Regions from separate parts of the Homo sapiens genome. Here region 2 is linked to region 1. Evidence: chromatin loops called from intact Hi-C (ENCODE). Cell type or tissue: Calu3. All regions are shown on one strand. Each heading gives the region's core, and the rest is flanking DNA. Links, peaks and the distances in the headings are about the cores only. Region 1 overlaps MDFIC (MyoD family inhibitor domain containing). Region 2 has its middle 47 kb from the start of MDFIC.

Region 1 (8,000 bases), core at 1-8,000:
CTCTGTCACCCAGGCTGGAATATAGTGGCACAATCATAGCTCACTGTAACCTCAAACTCCTGGGCTCAGATGGTCCTCCCACCTCAGCCTCCTGAGTAGTTAAGACTACAGGTGCATGCCACTGTGCCCAGGTAGATTTTTTTTTTTCTTTTTTGTAGAGATGAGATCTTGCTATGTAGCCCAGGCTGGTCTTGAACTCCTGGTCTCAAGCGATCCTCCCCAGTGGCCCTCTCAAACTGCTGGGATTATAGATATGAGCCAACCTGACCAAACTTTAGTCTCAGGTATTTTGTTATAGCAGCACAAATAGACTAAGACACCTAGCCACTAAATCTCCCCATTCTTATTGCTTTATAAAAAAATCATTTCCATCCATTTTTATTTGCACAATAAATCATGCTGCCTATTCAAGGCCTACTGTTCTGACATATGGGCCTCCTGAAATTCAGGTGCTATTTCTGTTCACCACAACTGTTTCTGCCCCTGCCCCATTCTGCACATCAGGTTTTAGGTGTTTCCTCAACAAGAGATCACATATTCTATAGAGCAAGAGATCTATCCTGAGAGTCAAGCAGGTGCTGTAAAAAGAGACTCACAGAATCTTGGAACCGAACTTAATTTTTAAAATTATCTAATCCAAACCCTTCATTCCACAGAAAAAGCAGGCCCATAGAAACTCAAGTACCCCAGCAAGCTGGTGGCAGAATTGAGAATGTTTTTCCTTTTAATTTGCCATCTACCAGTTCAACGGATTTTTTGTTTTGTTTTGGTTTTGGTTTTTATTACAGTACATTGCCAGAGAATAAACATAACTTCAAAACTGAAAGTCAGAAGAAACACAAAATTTTAGGGCACAACCTTAAATACTAACAAATCATGAAGATATCGAACTTTGAGAAAAATATGGACAATCAAATTTTAATCTAGATTCAAGCAATCACAATAAAACAAACCTACAATTGTCTAAATTCTATAGTCTTACAATGAAGATATGGATAAGACTTTGCAAAATGTGTTTATACATTTAAATTTGTATTTTATGCTCCTCATGTCTCCAACCCAATCTGGAACATATTTTGTGATAAAAGCAGATTACACAGATTACAAGGGACTTCCCTTATCCAGAGCTCTGTGGTAGGCCATAAGTGTGAATGTGAGCATGAGAGAAGAGAAAGAAAAAGTAAAAGAGGGAGGGAAGGGGGAGAATAAAGGAGAAGGGAGAGAAAGAGGAAGAGTAAAACTGTATCTCATTCATATACCGGTGATTTTCTTCCTCCTTCGTATGTTACTTATGAAGCTGCATTCCTACATTACAAATAAATTCAGACATGGTATTAAAGGCAAGCAATAATAAAAAAATTTATAAACATTCCATAAGCTATTTCAAGTTAGGACTGATATGCGAATGTTACCATTCTTTAATACAAAAATAAGTAAATATCAAATGGAAAATAAGAGGTTAGGGACGTAATAAGTGAATTCAAATGTATAAAACAAGTACATTTCAATTGCATTCAATTATTTCACCCGATCACCTAGAAGCGAAGATCCTCTAAAGAAAATTGCATTGCTTTCCCAACTCCTTGGAGAGCCAGTTTAGTTAACAGCCTACCTATGCTTCAGAGATGACCATGCAGCTTACATGTCAAACTCATTTTAAAGTGTCAATCAAGTCCCTTTCAATCTAATTAGTTTGGAAAGTAGTGTCACTGACCTGGAACTATGCAGACCATTTATTATCATATCATTTGATCAACCTAACACTTTATCTCAGTTGAGTTTGAGACACCTGTAGCCAAAATGCAATATCCTTTCTCCCACTCATTACTGGTAATTCTCAATACAATTTCCTATTTACAACTCAATTTGTCTCTATGAATAAGCATGACCAACTTCACAGAGGCATTCCACAAAATTTCTCTTACTTAAGATTTCATAGCAAAATAGAAAGGAAAGGGGAATAAGGAGAAATATATGTATATCAGATACATATAACAGATTCAAGACTTTAGACATCCAATAACTGCTAAAAGGGGAAAGGAGGAAAACCAGAGAACCATGGATACATGGAAAGAAATTTGGATCCTTAAATATGGGAGATTTTTATTTTTGAAATATAATACAATGAATCATGTAAAGGGAGTCTGTTTTAATTGTCACCATGTGCAATTTGATTAATAAAGAACTTTCTCAGGTTCATAGTATTTAACCTGCTTTTAACCCAGCCAAGGGCAGGATGAGATAGAACTGAAGAGGTAATAACTAGTTCTCCAGGGGACAGAGAACACAGCCAAGTGTCTCTAAAGGAGGAGGTGAAGACCAGACCACAGTGAGGCTGAAATGGGATGGGAGTGGAGATGGTTGCAGGTGCTGGCCAACGTGGCGGCTGGAAGATGCTGGTCAGTCAAGCAACAGAAATCACCTGGCCTATTCCCTGGCAAGAGCATGAAAATTACCTAATCTTTCTCTCATTTTAGCTTTGTCTATTTAAGAACCGATTTGCAAGACAAAAATACAAGCAGGTAATCTTATCTCTGAACTATAGAATAACATATTGCATCAGGGAGGGATAAAAATACACACACACACTCATGTATGCCATCAAAATGTTGTATTTATATTTTTAAATGTGGCATTAAAAAAAGAAGTATAGCAGTTATATTTAAAGTAATGACTATTCACTCTAGAAGACGATTATCTAAAAGCAGGATGTCAGCTGCCACTGCTTCCTTTTCTATCTTGTGCTTTCCTTTGGGAAAGTTAATCTGCATTTTACCAAAATTCCTGTTTGTCTGAAGGATAAGCAAGATTCTTCAATTATATATGCTTGATCAAATAATTACCAGGAAATATTATTTTACATCTGGTCAAATAAAATCTACATATATCTCAAACTTACCTTCAGGTGAAGAGCCTGTCTTTTGGGAAAAGACAGCATTTACTTTGCTCTTCTTACTGATATCGCTGTTTACAGACAAGCTGGACTGAATTTTTCTATGCATTTTTTGAGAAACAGGTGCTGAAAGTTTGCGATTATCTGCGGATCCGTGTTTGGCCCCGTGGTGAATTCCATTTCCATTGCTCAGACCTGTGTGGCCGTTCTTTATCTTGCCTATTTCCTCACCACTTGGCACCTGGGCTGAAGTCTGAAGCTGAGGCAAGCGCTGAGGTTGGGCTAAATTAAAAACAGGAAAAAGTCAGCCAGTTAAAGAAAAAGAAATTAATATTTTAAAATAATGAAAATACATTCAGTAACAGAGATTTGGGGTTTTACCCATAATACTAACACTGAAGAGGCAACAAAGAAAAGAAAGAAAAATACTAACATAGACATAGAGAAAGTATAATTTACTAAAATGGAAAATGGGAACGGGGTCATCAAAAGTGGGTTTGTACAAGGATATAAAAAGTAGACCATAGAAATACTGTTTTGGGCGGTTTTAAAGAAAATTTAAGTTAGAAATCTGAAAAGGTAATTTAAGACTCATTCAGAGAATGTTGATTATTTTCTATATGCTGAGCCCTCTTTGTGCATAGACACAACAGTGTTATCTCAATACTACTACTAATAACAAACTACTCAATTGTCTTTTCAAATAAAAGGAAAGAAATGATAAGTTCTGGTATTCAAAGCCAGACAATACAAAGAAAAATACAGTGTTTTTAAAAAAAATCCCATTGTGAATCCTGCAGAAGAAAATCTTTTCTATATTTATTCTTTAATTTGATTTTTAAATAAACAAGTTATGAAAAATTAGGAATACAAGATAATTTCTTTAATAAAACATATCTACCAAAATTAAATGTCAGGACTTTAGAAGTATGTCAAATGCCCACCCTTACGTGACTTATGCAATATTGTGCAGGAGATCATAGTACAAGCAATAAACAAGACAAAGAAATTTAATAGGTCTGACTTCTAGACAGGAATGAACAAAATTTTTGAGATGTGCACAGATTTGGATGTTCTGGGGAACATTCAAATATATAGTATATATATAATCTAAGTTTAAGACTATAAAAACTGAAAGTCTAAAAATGTAGCAAGATTGATACACAACCATATAAAATCAACAATGCTCCTGTAAGCAAAGAGTATAACCGATTAACAAATAAACAAGAAAAATAACTCTTCACAATAGCAAAAAAAGAAAGAACAAGCCAACAAACAAACAAAAGATGCTATACGTATTTTGGAATTAAACTAGAAAAAAATGGGCAGAGGTTTTATGGCAAAAATTACAAAACACTACTGAAAGTCATAGAAAAAACCCAAATAAGTGGAGAGAGTATAAATATGTTAATTATGTTAATTCTCTCCGATTTATTATTTAATGCCATTTCCATAACATTTCCAACAGGCTTGTTTATGGAACTTGACAAGCTGATCCAAAAATGTATATGGAAGAGTAATCAAGAAAGACCAAGGAAATTTTTAGAAGAAAAAGAGGGTTGTAGGATTTGATGTATGAGATATTTCTATCACAGCACCTAAAGCAGTACAGCATTGGACCAGGCATAGACATACAAGCCAATGAAGCTTATGAAATTATTGAGCCCCAAATATGGGACTCATATATTAATATAAGGTAGACATGCACACACCTACATATTTGGGTACAATATAAATAATATGCATAATTATTTTATTATACCAATTAATATAATAATATTAATATAAATATTAATGGTTATATCAATATAATCTAATATAATTATGTTGATTATGTAATTATTATATAATACATATATAATATTTATGTGATATATAAAATATATAAATAAAATATAATTAATTATATAAATGTTAATATTTATACAATTAATATTTGGGTATAGTATACTTAATATAATTAGTACATGTAAATTCCAAATGTATTAAATGCCTATATATAAAAAACAAAACTTTTTATTTAAAGTGTAAATAGAGGAGACTGTTTTAATAGCATAAGCACAAACAAATATGATTTTTTAGACAATGAATCATAAAACAAATGTGAATATTCACCTGTTGTGTTGTGTTGTCCAGCATTCTGGTCACACTCATGGAGTTAGGTAAATTCCTCTACGACATCCCTAGGCTACTCTGGAGCTAGAGGACAAGGATGTGACCTAAGTTCTGCCAGAAGAGAAGTATGGCTTGCATTTGGAAGTGATCAATGCAAGCTGTTAGCCACACCAGGGTGGTGGAGCCTCTCAACACAGGGAGTGAAGAGGTATTTGTTGATTTTAGCAGTGAGGGACAACTTATGGTGTCCCTCACCTCCTAGCAAAACAGTGGCCCAGTGCTACAGCAGTGGGGTTTTCAACAGAACAGCCCTACTGAATGGATGGACATGATCCTTGTCTGTATAACTCTGGGAGCATCTATGTGCTGCTAATAAATTTATTTTCTATTTAAATTAGCCAAGATATTTGCAGCTAAAAGCCTTGATGCCCCCCAAAAGTTATCTGTTTACATCGATTAAGTATTAAAATCATCATTATCTTCATTATATACATTTTAAGCAAAGCTATATATCACAGCTTTTCAGCAAAATCACCAGCAACAACAAAAAACATTCATTGTGAAAATTTTACTGTGCTATACTTTCCTGGAATTTCAAAATCTAAAACTTACTGTTTTAATTAGTCTTTTTTTCTGTTCGCGATTATAAGCAATTATGAAATGTAAATTACATAAGACTATGAAGAACTCTTCCACTTGGAAAAGTATTACATTTAAGGTTGTAACAGTTATACGTGGGGTTGATAAATGTGCTAAAGAGGACTTATTATCTTTGGTGACTACGTAAGACTTGAAGCATTTTTCAGAAAAAAAAAAGACAGTTTGCATCTGAGTAAGTCTTTAGTAAGCCATTGTTTACTTCAGTTCTTGTTCATACATCCTATGTATTGTGAAGAAAAACATCTTAACATATCAAAATATTCTACTCATTTATTAGCATATTTTAAGAAAAATGATGGATTTTTTACTTAAATGTACACTTTCACACCAAGTCTATTAGCATTAATATCTGATTTATAAAAACTAATATAGAACATCCTGTTACCGTTTTTCAGTTCTTTAGTGATAAAGAGGAATAATAGTCTAAAAGTAAACATCTGTTTAGCAGTTATATATGCCCTTTTCATAACTAAAATCTACAAAGCCTCTGTAAAAGGAGATCTATTTCTACGGGTGTGCAATGGTTTGATTTAGAGATGAATTTGCTGCTTCTGTAACTTCTTGTATCAACTAGAATGACATTCTAATGACCGCTATTGAACATAAAGCTAGTTATGCATACATATTTAAAAAGATGCCAAAAAAGACAGTTAAACCTAATTTGGTTTTTCCTCTGGAAAGCCACTTTTTCCTCTGGAAAGAATAATTCAAGCAATCTGAGAGCTTGATTGAGTTGAAATGTCATTGACCAAAGCTGGGGAGACTCCTTGTCAATCAAAAATGTCTTGTCATATTTCATAATTCAAAATAAATTTAGAATTACTATGTAATAAATATTTTTAGTAAATAAAAATAAGAGTGGTAAAAGACACTTGTATCCTGGCTACCAAATTCTAAAACTGACATATTTGACCTTTTTCTGCTATCAAAATTGACTATTTGCAAATTACTAGGTATGGCTGGAGTGATATTCTCACGCATCCTTAATGGTTTATCTACATTTCAATCTTTAAAATGATATCCATTTCTGTTGGCAGATAAATAATAGTACATTATTTTTGTTTCACTGTCACCTAATTATTTTCACTATAGTTTGGATTATGATCAGATAACCAAGTATTATCCCTTTACTCTAGTTTTTTTAACATTAAAATATTTATTAGTTGAATGATTTTGCCAGATGTGTGTATTACGTAAGTCAAATCAAAACTGGATAAGCCTTAAATACATTAGCTATCTCAACAGAAATTAAATTTAACTTTATTGTTAATTATTTATGGGTATGACTTGAATCTTATGGTAAAATTAGAGTTAAAACCAAGTAGGAAACATGATTTTATTTTCAAATGAAGAACAAAAACACCTGACGGATTAAACCACAACAACTTGGCTTTAAACAGATTTCCTTCCTTATTGTGTCAAAGTTGTGTATGGCTTTAAAAAAAAAAAAAGCATGCTAATATGGAAACGACACAATGCTTCTTAAAACACAAGTGATGCCTAGGGACCCTCACTCTCCCTTTAATGATCCACTGCTCTCATTCAGCTGTCTTTCTTTTTTCAAATCTTTACATATGTGACAGCTCTCAAAAGTAGACCATAGACCATCTGGCATTTTTCAGAGGTGTAACTTGTGCAAATTCAGCTCTATTGGGAGTGCACTGCTATCTTCTGCCTGCGTTATAAAGGGACAATAGAATGTAGAACTTATGAGTTGTTTTGAATTATTCATTTTTTTGCCTGTATGTTCACGAAATTTTACAAACTCTGCATTTTGTACTACATAATCACATGCGTTAAAGGTACAAAGAAACTTTTTGACACCTCTTTTCTAAAGAAAGCTGGCATTTTGTTTGATATGTGAACATTCAGCATCTGTTATATCATTCTAAACAGGATAGGTGCTTCTACAAAAGACCCCATTTTAAATTTACTCCATAATACTAGCAAAAAAAAAGTATTCTTGATATTCAGTAATGAATGCAATACACATCAAAATTTCAAATACCACTTATAAGAACATTCAGCATCTTCAAACCTGGATAGCATTGGTCACCGGCTTAGCATATGTGTAAAGATTAAAAAAAAAAAACATTGCTGACACAATACAGCATGATTGTAATTTTAATATCCATGATGAATAGTTACAAATGACTTAAGAAATACTGCACTTTCTAGGTTCAAATGTTTTCAATCAGGAAGGAAACCAATAGAATTAGGTCTAGCGATTTTCAATAAGAATAATAAATATGGGAGTAAATGAGTCAATAGCATGAACTTCTTTTGACAATTTTTTTAAAAAACTGGTGATATTGTAGCTAGTAATAACTAT
Region 2 (11,894 bases), core at 1,541-9,540, 100 kb after region 1:
ACTTTACAGGCCAGGAGAGAATGATAAGACATATTTAAAGTGCCAGGATAAAAAAACAAAACAAAACAAAACAAAAACAAAAAAAACAAAAAAAAAACCTTTTACCCTAGAATAGTTTATCTAGAGAAATCCATTAAGCATGAAGAAGAAATAAAGAACTTCCCAGATAAACAAAAGCTGAGGGATTTTATCAACACCAGAGCTGTCCTGCAAGAAATGCTAAAGGGAGTTCTTCAGTCTGAAAGAAAAGGATCTTAGTGAACAAGAAGAAATAATCTAAAGCTATAAAACTCACTGGTAATAGTAAGCACACAGAAAAACACAGAATAGTATAACAATGTAATTGTGGTGTGGAAACTTCTCTTGACTTAAGTTCAAAGGCTAAATGATGAACCAATCAAAAATAACAACTACAACAACTTTTCATGACATAGTACAATAAGACATCAAGAGAGATGAAAAAAGTTAAAAAGTGGGGTGGGGGCTGAGTTAAAGTGTAGAGTTTATATTAGTTTTCTTTTTGCATCTTTGTTTATGCAATCGGTGTTACCAGTTTAAAATAATGGATTATAAGATAGTATTTGCAAGCCTCATGGTGACCTCAAATTGAAAAATAAAGCAAGAAATTAAAGCCTACTACCAGAGAAAATCACCTTCACTAAAAGGAGGACAGGAAAGAAGGAAGAGAAGACTGCAAAACCACCAGAAAACAAATAACAAAATGACAGAAGTAAGTCACTACTTATCAAAAATAACATTGAATGTAAATGGACTAAACTCTCCAATTAAAAGACATGGAGTGGTTGAACGAATACAATAAAAAACAAGACCCAGTGATCTGTTGCCTACAAGAAACACACTTCACCTATAAAGATACATATAGACTGAAAATAATGAGTTGGAAGAAAATATTCCCTGTAAATGGAAACCAAAACAGAGCAGTAGTAGCTATACTTACATGAGACAAAATAGATTTTAAGACAAAAACTAAAAAAAGAGACAAAGAATGTCATTATATAATGATAACGGGGTCAATTCAGCAAGAAGATATAGCAATTTTAAATATATATGCACTCAACACTGGCACACCCAGATATATAAAGCAAATGTTATCTCTCCTAAACAGGGAGATAGACACCAATACAATAATAGCTGGATACTTCAACACCCCACTTTCAGCATTGGACAGATCTCTCAGACAGAAAATCAACAAAGAAACATTAGACTTAATCTGTACTAAAGAACAGATGGACTTAATAGATGTTTATAGAACATCTCGTCCAATGACTGCAGAATATGCATTTTTCTCCTCAGCACATGGTTCATTCTCAAGAATAAAGCATATGTTAGGTCACCAAATGAGTCTTAAAATATTCAAAATAGTTGAAATAATACCAAACATCTTTTCTGACCACAATAGACTAAAACTGCAAGTCCATAACAAGAAGAATTTTGGAAACCATAAAAACACATGGAAATTAAACAATATGTTCCTGAGTGACTAATGGGTCAAGGAAAAAATAAAGAAGGACATTGAAAAATTTCTTGAAAAAAATGATAATGAGAACACAATATATGAAAACCTGTTGGATACAGGGAAAACAGTACTAAGAGGGAAATGTATAGCTGTAAGTGCTTACATCAAAAAAGAAGAAAAGCTTCTAATAAATAATCTAATGATGCATCTTAAAGAAATAGGAAAGCAAGAGCAAACCAAACTGAAAATTAGTAGGAGAAAATAAACAATAAAGATCAAAGCAGAAATAAATGAATTTGAAATGAAGAAAACAATACAAAAGATCAACGAAACAAAAAGTTGGTTTTTTTAAAAGATAAACAAAATTGACACACCTTTATCTAGACTAAGAAAAAAGGAGAGAAGACCCAAATAATTAAAATCAGAGATAAAAAAGGAGACATTACAACTGATACTGCAGAAATTCAAAGGATCATTAGTGGCAACTATGAGCAACTATATGCCAATAAACTGGAAAATTTTTTTAAATGGATAAATTCCTAGACATATAAAACCTACCAAGACTAAACCTTGAAGAAATACAAAACCTCAACAGACCAGTAACAATTAATGAGATTGAAGCTGTAATAAAAAGTTGACTAGTAGAGAAAAGCCTGGGACCCAATGGATTCACTGCTGAATTCTACCAAACATTTAAAGAACTATTACTAATCATACTCAACTGTTCTGAAAAATAGAGGGTGAGGGAATACTTCCAAACTCATTCTACAAGGCCAGTGTTACCCTGATATCAAAACCATACAAAGGCACATCAAAAAATAAAACTACAGGCCAATATCTCTGATGAATATTGATGCAAAAATCCTCAATAAAATACTAGCAAACGAAATTCAACAATACATTAAAAAGATCTTTCATCGTAACCAACTTAGATTTATTCCAGGGATGCAAGGACGGTTCATCATATGCAAATCAATCAATGTGATACATCATATCAACAGAATTAAGTACAAAAACTATATGATTATTTCAATTGATGCTGGAAACACATTTGATAAAGGTCACCATCCCTTCATGATAAACATCCTAAAAAAAATGGGTATAGAAGGAACATACATCAACAAAATGAAAGCCATATATGACAGACCCACCTCTAGTATCATAGTGAATGGGGAAAAACTGAAAGCCTTTCCTCTAAGATTGGGAACATAGCAAGGATACCCACTGTCACCACTGTTATTCAACATAGTACTGGAAGTCTTAGCTAGAGCAATCAGACAAGAGAAGAAATAAAGGGCATCCAAATTGAAAAGGAAGAAGTTAAATTATCCTTGTTTGCAGATGATATGATCTTATATTTGGAGAAACCTAAAGACTCCACTAAAAAGTTATTAAAACTGATAAACAACATTAGTAAAGTTGCAGAATACAAAATCACCTAATGAAAATCAGTAGCATTTCCGTATGCCAACAGTGAACGCTGAAAAACAAATCAGAAAAGTAATCCCATTTACAATAGCCACAAATTAAATTAAATACCTAGGAATTAACTGAAGAAGTGAAAGATATTCACAATGAAAACTATAAAACACTGATGAAAGAATTTGAAGAGAACACAATAAAATGGAAGATATTTCTTGTTTATAGATTGGAAGAATCAATATTGTTAAAATGTCCATACTACTCAATCTACAGATTTGATGCAATCTCTATCAAAATACCAATGACATTCTTCACAGAAAGAGAAGAAAGCAATCCTAAAATTTATATGGATCACATAAGACCTAAAAGAGCCAAAGCTATTCTAAGCAAAAAGAACAAAACTGGAGGAATCACGTTACCTGACTGCAAATTGTACTACAAAGCTATTGTAACACAAACAGCATGGTACTGGCATAAAAACAGACACATAGACCAATGGAACAGAACACAACCCAAAAACAAATCCATACACCTACAGTGAATTTATTTTTGACAAAGATGACAAGAACATACACTACAGAAAAGACAGTCTTTTCAACAAATGGGGCTGGGAAAACTTAATAGGCATGTGCAGAAGAAGGAAACTTGACCTTTATCTCTCACCTTATACAAAAATCAAATCAAAATGAGTTAGATACTTAATCTATGATCTCAAACTATGAAACTACTTCAAGAAAACATTGAAGGAACTCTCCAGGACATTGGTCTGGGCAAAAATTTCTTGAGTAATACCCCATTAGCACATGCAACCAAAGGAAAATGGACAAATGAAATGATATCAATTTGAAAAGCTTCTGCACAGTGGAGGAAACAATCAACAAAGTGAAGAGACAACCCATAGAATGGAAGAAAATATTTGCGAACTACCCATGTGACAAAAGGTTAATAACCAGAAAATAACCAGCTCAAACAACTCTATAGAAAAAAATCTAATAATCTGATTTAAATATGGGAAAAAGATTTGAATAGACATTCCTCAAAGAAAGACATACAAATGGCAAATAGGCATATGGAAAGGTACTCACCATGAATGATCATCAGAGAAATGCAAATCAAAACTGCAATGAAATGTCATCTCACCCTAATCAAAATAACTTTATCCTAAAGACAGGCAATAACAAATGGTGGTGAGGATTTAGAGAAAAATGATTTCTTGTACACTGTTGGTGTGAATGTAAATTAGTACAACCACTATGGAAAACAGTTTGTAGGTTCCTCAGAAAACTAAAAATAAAGCTACCATATGATCCAGCAATCCCAGTGTTGGGTGTATACCCCCCAAAAAATCAGTATATCGAAGAGATATCTGCTCTCCCATGTTTGTTGCAGCACTGATCACAATAGCCAAGATTTGGAAGCAACCTAAGTGTCCATCAGCAGATGAATAGATAAATAAAATGTGGTACTTATACACAATGGAGTACTATCCAGAATCTCATTCTAAAAAAGAATGGATTCTGTCATTTGCAACAACATGGATGTAACTGGAGGTCGTTATGTTAAGTGAAATAATCCAGGCACTGAAAGACAAACTTGGCATGTTTTCACTTATATATGGGATCTGAAAATCAAAACAATTGAACTCATGGAAATAGAGAATAGAAGGATGGTTACCAAAGACTGGGAAAGGTAGTGGGGGAAGCAGGGTGAGGGAGTGGGAATGGTTAGTGAGTACAAAAAAATAGGTAGAATGAATAAGACCTAGTATTTGATAGGACAACAGGGAAACTATATTCAATAATAATTTAATTGTGCATTTTAAAATAACTGAAAGAGTATAATTGGATTGTTTGTAAAACAAAGGATAAATGCTTGAGGGAATGGATACCCAATTTTCCATGATGCAATTTTCCATTTTTGCATTGCATACCTGTACCAGAATATCTCATGTACCCCATAAATATATACACCTATGAACCCACAAAAAATTAAAAAAGTAAAAAATGAAACTCATTTAAGATCACTAATGAGTCTCTCAAGTACAAGTATTGATGAAGATCCAACTCATAATGTACAAACGCTTTTCTAATAATGACATAAATAGAATACGTTTTTTAAAAGCCAATAATTCCATAGAATTCAGTCATTTTAATAAAATTGGATGTTTGAATACCTACTACACCCAAAATTTGTGTTGAAATATTTTATAGTACTGTCTCCTCATGTCCAGATGCCTCCAGTTGCACTAGTGTACAGTGCAGTGTTAGTGAAAGATAACGCTGAGATGTTAACGCATGTATTTTTCATCCAGATGTTTTAATTGCACACAGACACCATTGCTGACTATTAGCACTGATGACTGAAGAAAGGCATTGCTTTTCAGTGTGAAGGTCAATTTTAGATTTTTAAAATATCTTTTCATTTTCGTCTCATTTCATTTTATTCTGTGTTATTTTATGACAAGAAAATGAAACAAAAGGAAAGGGAAGTTTACACACATTTTATTTTAAGTTACAGTTTATATGAGCATCAAACATGAGTGTTTTATTTAATTCTTTGGGTTGATACTTTTCTGGTTTCCTGAAATATAATACCCATTAATCCCTGTTTGCAGACACCTTGAAATATTTATTGAATAATACAATACAGATTCTAAAACATAATCTTCTTTTATGAATACTGGCACATTTTCACCCAGCTCTGTGGAAGATTTAAGAAAAATGGCAGGGCAAGATCAGACATTGTTTACATCTCACCTCCAGCAAGATATAACTTTACTCTTGGCTGACCTTTAAGTAAAAGCAATGGTTATGTAACCAAGTAAGCTAAAAACTAAACAGGAAAAGACAAGCAAGGGGTCACAGAGCTGGGAATGAACTACAAACTTACTCTATTTGTTAAACTTAGATTTTTATCATGTTGCTCAAAGAAACACTAAAGTTTTCCAAATGGGAAAATATGACCAATATTTTATTTTTGCTATCTGAATGTATACATAAATATTTCAGTATTTAAGTTACTTATAAGTCCACTATAAAATGTTTTGCAGTATTTTGTAATGTCAAGCAGTATTACCCATTGTCAAAATACAATTTTTGAACAAATTGCATTCTATCTTTATATAAAATTGGTTATAATTGAAGCCCATGCTACATTGTTCCTGAAGCATACATTCTCAGGTTGTTTTGAAATTAAACAGGTTTATCATTCAGAAGTTTTAAGTCCAGCCTTATCAAGGGGCATAAGAATTACTTCTTAAACCCTTTTTCCAACTTCATTATTTCCAGCATATAAATCAAGATAATAATAGCTATATCATATGTTCAATAGGAAAAAAAATATTGCCTATGAGAAAAAGATAAAATAAAAGGAGTGATACAACCTAGAAATATGCTAAGGTTTGAAACATCTTGTTTTCAGTAACATAAAAAATATTTTAGCAAATTAAGTCTTATTTTGATGTCCCCATAGTAAGTATCTTTAAGTGTTTGACAGAATTTAGTAGTCATTTAGTATATTTTTATTTTTATATGTAATTGAATCTTTAATATGAGTATTTTCTAGCATAATTTAAACAATGAGGCTGTAACATAAGTTGCTACTAAGGGGATATGAAAAGAAAGCTGGAGAACAAGAGAAAAAATGCACTGAAAATGTATGAACTGAGTAATGTTGGGTGTTGGTGGTGTATATTAGAAGATGAACAGGACACAGATTGCTTACAATCTGGTGGGGAGATACAGACATAACGTAAACAATTAAAATACAGTGGACAAGTAGTAAAAGTGGGGAAATCATATCCAAGTATCTAGCAGCAGGGATACCTAAGTGAGTTCTGGTAGAGGAAAGGGTCACTGGGCAAGATTTCTTATCTAAAAAGGAAGGACAATGAGTCAATAGAAATACAAAATCCATTGTAAAAATAAAGACAGCTTCCTACAACTAAAGCAATGGATTATTCAGAAGGGGAATGGTGAGGCTAAAGAAGGAAGCAAACCTGGAAGAAATCTTAGCCATGTTAAATAGTTTAAATTTCTTCTAAAAGAATAAAAAATAAAGTAGACCAACAACCACCCCAAAGGGTTTTAAATGGGCATTTAAAAAGGTTTGTATTACATTTTGGGATGGTCTTTCCGGTTACATTTGGAGAATGAGTGGAAATAGCATAAGACCACAAAATCCAGGAGAAGAATTGGGTTCGGAGCCTATGATGTTAATTCAGGGGAGTGGTTACAATAACACTGGGGGAGAAGGGGAGCAGATAGACTTAGGGGCTATTTAGGAGATAGCGTATTAAAATGCTCATTGAGGAAAAACAAGATGGTCATGGCATTCACTGAAATATGAATATGGAAAGAGGACTACGTATAAGGAGGGATAATGATATAGTTTTATACATACTGACCTCTTAAAAAGCCTGGATGTGGATGACAGATAAGCAATTGGATACATAAGGAAGCATTATGGAGTCTTGATATATACATGAGATTTTTTAAAATTGCTATCTTTCACATAAATACATATGCAACTCAATAAACACCACCATCTAAATACATTACATATCATGCTTTTCCTAAAGTAATAATATTCTAATTAGGAAGGCAGATAATGATGTGACCAGAATACCCTTTTGGGAGAGGGAATTGGAAGAGTATCAATGAAATTTAAACATTTTAAAAAAGGAATATAATAACATTAGACTGAGAATGAGAAATCTAATGGGGCTACATACAGAATGTATCCTTCATTAAAGACACAAAATGTGGCTGCTGTTTTGCTGTTGCTCTGTTGTGTGTGTGTGTGTGTGTGTGTGTGTGTGTGTGTGTGTGTGTGTGTGTAGTCAGTGGTCCTAATAAGATCTCTCAGCTTTTACAGTGTTATAAGGCAATTTTTATGAAAAACCAGATATAACTATCTATTTCCCATGGAGGAAAGATCCATAAATTACAGCTGAGGTTATTTGTCAGTTATGTAGTTTAAAAATTCTTTGGCAGATAGGATTAAAGTGTGAGAATTGATCCTGAACTCCAGCTGAGGGGCCTGAGAAATTATAGAGATAATATGTTCAGTACAACATCTCCTGCTGCCCAATTTAAAGGTGCTGGGTAGGAGGTCAGTGGAAAGGGAAGGCAGTTGGATGGCACTATTTGAAATATTTTAAATAAATGTTTTGTAAGAGACTAAAGTATTATGTAAAGGAATGAAAATTTTTTTCTAAGCAGAATCTTTATCCAATCATTTGATTTATGAATGAGAGATTTCACTTAGAGTCTTGGGGCTTCCAGTCAATCCAGTCTTCAGCTGAGCATTCTCTTCCATGGTATAGTTTTTAATGCCTTGTCTATTTAAAAAAATGACTAATAAGAAAGGTTGTATTTTTTTCCTACAATTTTCTCAGCAAAATCTTCTGTGATCTAATAATTCTCACATAGAGAAAACTGTTTACAACTTTCTGCAGGGATAGCTAATCTTTTTATGTCATAGTCACTGCTCAGAAGCAGTCCTAAACCTCTTACGGATCCTAACAATGTTATACCATAAATTGGCTAGCTGAAGAAAAGCAAGATAAAATGTATGGTATCTCTAGATTTTTTTTTTTTTTGGAACAGCCAGGTATCCAGGAATCAAATGATTAACTACATACAAAAGCTGGAGTTGCATGATTGATTTGTTCCAGAAAGAATTTAGGTATTTACAAATGTGCATATGGTGTAGCAAAATAAAAATAATTTCAAACTTACAGGAAAAATGAGAGAAAAAGAACATAAAGCAGGAAAGGAAGGAGATGCCAGAAATAAGGGCAAGACACAGATTCATGACGTGGAGTCCACTTGTTAGAGGTGAACTCAAAATGTTCTCTAAGCTTGTAACATCAAGGGAAATCATATTTAATGATGTGGTTGACAGTATCCACCAGGAAAAAATGAAGCACTAGTGCAGAAGTCCGTCAAATTTTGATTTGCAATCTGAGAGGAAGAGAGGGGAATCTTTATTTTAAAATGAACAGCAAGTTCCCATCATTACAGGAGACATAGCGAGGAGCTTCCACCATTGTATCTAATGATGTCCCTCTTCAAGGCAGATGGCATAATGTAAGAGGAATCTCAAGAGTGAGAGAGAATTGGGTTTCAAATTACCAATATAACTCTTAGCCAGTAAAGATTGATAGCCCCAAGATCACTATAGTTTGTTACTTATTGAAAAACAGAAGGTAATAAAATAAACAGTATGGTATGCAAAGCTTTAATGTTGTGCTTAACAAGCAGGAGTGGCCAAAGTTACAAAAGGTCTTGGATATTAAACTGTGACGGAGTGGAAAGAGCACTGGACTGGGAGTCAAAGCCTGAGTTTGAGTTCCAGCTCAGCTAACTTTTAACAGTACAATTTTGCTGGGCAGGTTACAGATGATCCTATGGAGGCTCAGATTCACATTTGTAAAAAGGGGTCGGTAATAGCAATTTGGAAGGTTTATGTAAAGATCAGGCAAATTATTTTGCATAAAAGTTGTTTCTCTGCATTATCTGAAATAAACTTTTCTTTATATTATCTGAAAAATCCTTTAAATATGTAGTTGGAAGATGTTTTCAAGTATACTGAAAATTGTTTCAAACCTACCCCAAATGATAACTTATCTTTATGTGACTTTATAAATAGCTATATGAAGAAAGCCCTTTTGAAATATATTTTAATTATTATTAATAATACCTGCAATTATTTGAGATCCCAGAATGTGAAAATTAATCTATTAATTACTTGACATGTTTCATCTTATGTAACTAATACAATATTTATGAATCAAGTCTTATTCATCTACCCATTTTACAAGTTGTGAAATTAAAGAGGTGAAGTTACTGAGCAGGGGTTAGATGTGAAGTTTGTCCAGAAAGAGGACAAAATTAAGAGAAATTCTATGCTGAAGGAAAAGAAGATAAGTACTTAAATATAGAAATTATCTGTTGCACAATAAGATTGGGCGCTTTTAAGGTATAAAGTTACATTAAATGGTTATTGGTACTTGTTGATACCAGGTGTGAAATTCCTTTACAAGAACATATTTAAAGGCCAATTTTAGAAACCATGTTTGGTATTTGGTAAAAGTTTTCAGATAATTCACAGAACATTCCAATCCTTAGTCTTCAAAACCCAGGAGCCCAGGGCATTCATCTGTAATGTCCACCACTGATAGAGCCAGGCACCACTGGGAGCTTGTACCAGGGCCCTCCAAAGGCTACCTCACAATTCAACAGTGATGATACCCATGCTCACCTCTTACATAGTCATTTATTTTTTGCTACATATATTTTGAGAATAATCTTTTTTTTCTTTCAAACCAGAAAGACTGTTTTTAAATCATCCCAAATGAAAACTCGTTTTTATGTAAAATCACAACTGGTTGTTAGAATGAGCACCATTTGCTTTCTTCATTTTTGGGGCAAATTTTGGTCCAAGCAAAGAGACCCATGGAAATAAAGATCTACTTTGCTTTCAGTCCAGAGATTCTGAAAATCCAAAGAAACAGCAAAATCGGGTGTTGAATAATAAAAAGCACTAAAGGAATGTAAGAATTATTATTTTACCTTGAATAGCAAGATTTTCTATGAAACTATAACAGGCCAAATTAAATGCATATTATGTTTTATATAAATATAAATGAAATAAAATAAATATATAAACAAATGTATAAAATATAAATACTTTATAATAAATATTAAGAATAGCATTGAAACATATATCAACAATAATTTAATGATTTTTATTGATTCATTATCTTTAAATGTCTGAGGAATATTAATTTGTTTATAAGTTACGACTTGTATAAAAGCCATTTGCACAGGAGGTTGGTTCTGTTCTGTTCCCATCATCACCCAGCTACCTTTATTTGCTAGAAGAAATCCGTCATTTATTGCTAGGAGCTGAGAATCAAAACAGAAAGAATGTTCAGACCCTAGAGACTTAATATCTAATTGCAGCAACAGTATGGATGTTTAAAAGAGAAGGAAGAATAAATAACAATACAATTTTGCATGTCCTAAATTCCAAATGGAAGATTATCTGTCTTTCTAATTCTGAGGTCATATCAGCCAGCTCTGTGTTGATTTCTAAAGGATTCCAAGAGAAAACTAACATTATTTAAATATGCAGATAATTAGTAGAATAGAATTTCAGAGGATGGAACAATAGTGATGTACCTTTTGAAGGCCTCAGATTTCAAATTGCTTGCTCTTCCCTTGCTTCTCAATGAGGGAGAAATAGAATGGTTTCCATAATAATTTATAAGTTCCATTATTTGGGGTTCATTCAAATAAGGTTTTGCTATAATAAGAAAATGATAATTAGATTAAAGAGGTTTGATTTTGAATTCAATGACATTTTTACCACCCAAGACAAAGAAGGGTGAGTTATCTGACTACCTGAATCAACATTCATGTCTTTTTACTGGCAGGAAGATTTGGCCTAAATCAATTCCCTATTTCACTTTGAAAAATGAGAGAGGGGGGTAGAGATAACTTTAGTTATGTTCTATGTGTAAAACTATTAACAGAAGTCTCTGATTGAGTAGATTAAAAAATACAAAAATATCTTAACGTTGGTCAAAGTATTAAAGCATTTTATTTTATGGGTAGAACTTAACACTAGAGTTAAATTTCTTACTAGCATTTTACAATAGTAAATGTAGATAATATGTCACTTTTAAGCATGTAGAACATCTGTCAAAATGAAGAGTTCAGGAAAACAGGGTAGTATAATGGTTAAATGCTCAAGTCCTGGCATTAATGTGCCTAGATATGAACCCCCTAACATAAAAGTATGTCCTTCAATGACGTATTTTTTCTCTCTAATGCCCTAGTTTTATCATCTATAAATGGGAATGCTGCAGTTTAAATGCATATGTCCCTCCAATATTTATGTTGAAATTGATCACCAATGTGATAGTGTTAAGAGGTGGGGCTTTAGGGGGTGACGAAGTCATGAGGGCAGAGCCCTCAAAAATGGG

Evidence for each region. A loop is a pair of places that touch in the nucleus more often than their neighbours do. Peaks named below come from ENCODE experiments on the same cell type or tissue, not always from the same donor. Only the 100,000 strongest peaks of a DNase experiment are listed, where the experiment ranks them.
Region 2: a loop joins it to region 1, with 2.1 times the contacts of the local background. A loop is called at or near these places in 2 of 110 quality-filtered maps.

Annotation. Positions count from the first base shown.
Region 1 is chr7:114,974,681-114,982,680 of GRCh38, reverse strand. MDFIC (MyoD family inhibitor domain containing) reads right to left here. Exons shown (of 5, transcript NM_001166345.3): 4 at 2,900-3,175. Among named protein-coding and RNA genes, the nearest start is that of MDFIC, 57 kb to the right of the region's middle. In Calu3, for the core only: no CTCF peak of the experiment used is centred there; a DNase peak (open chromatin) is centred at 3,100.
Region 2 is chr7:114,869,209-114,881,102 of GRCh38, reverse strand. No RefSeq gene overlaps it. Among named protein-coding and RNA genes, the nearest start is that of MDFIC, 47 kb to the left of the region's middle. In Calu3, for the core only: no CTCF peak of the experiment used is centred there; no DNase peak of the experiment used is centred there.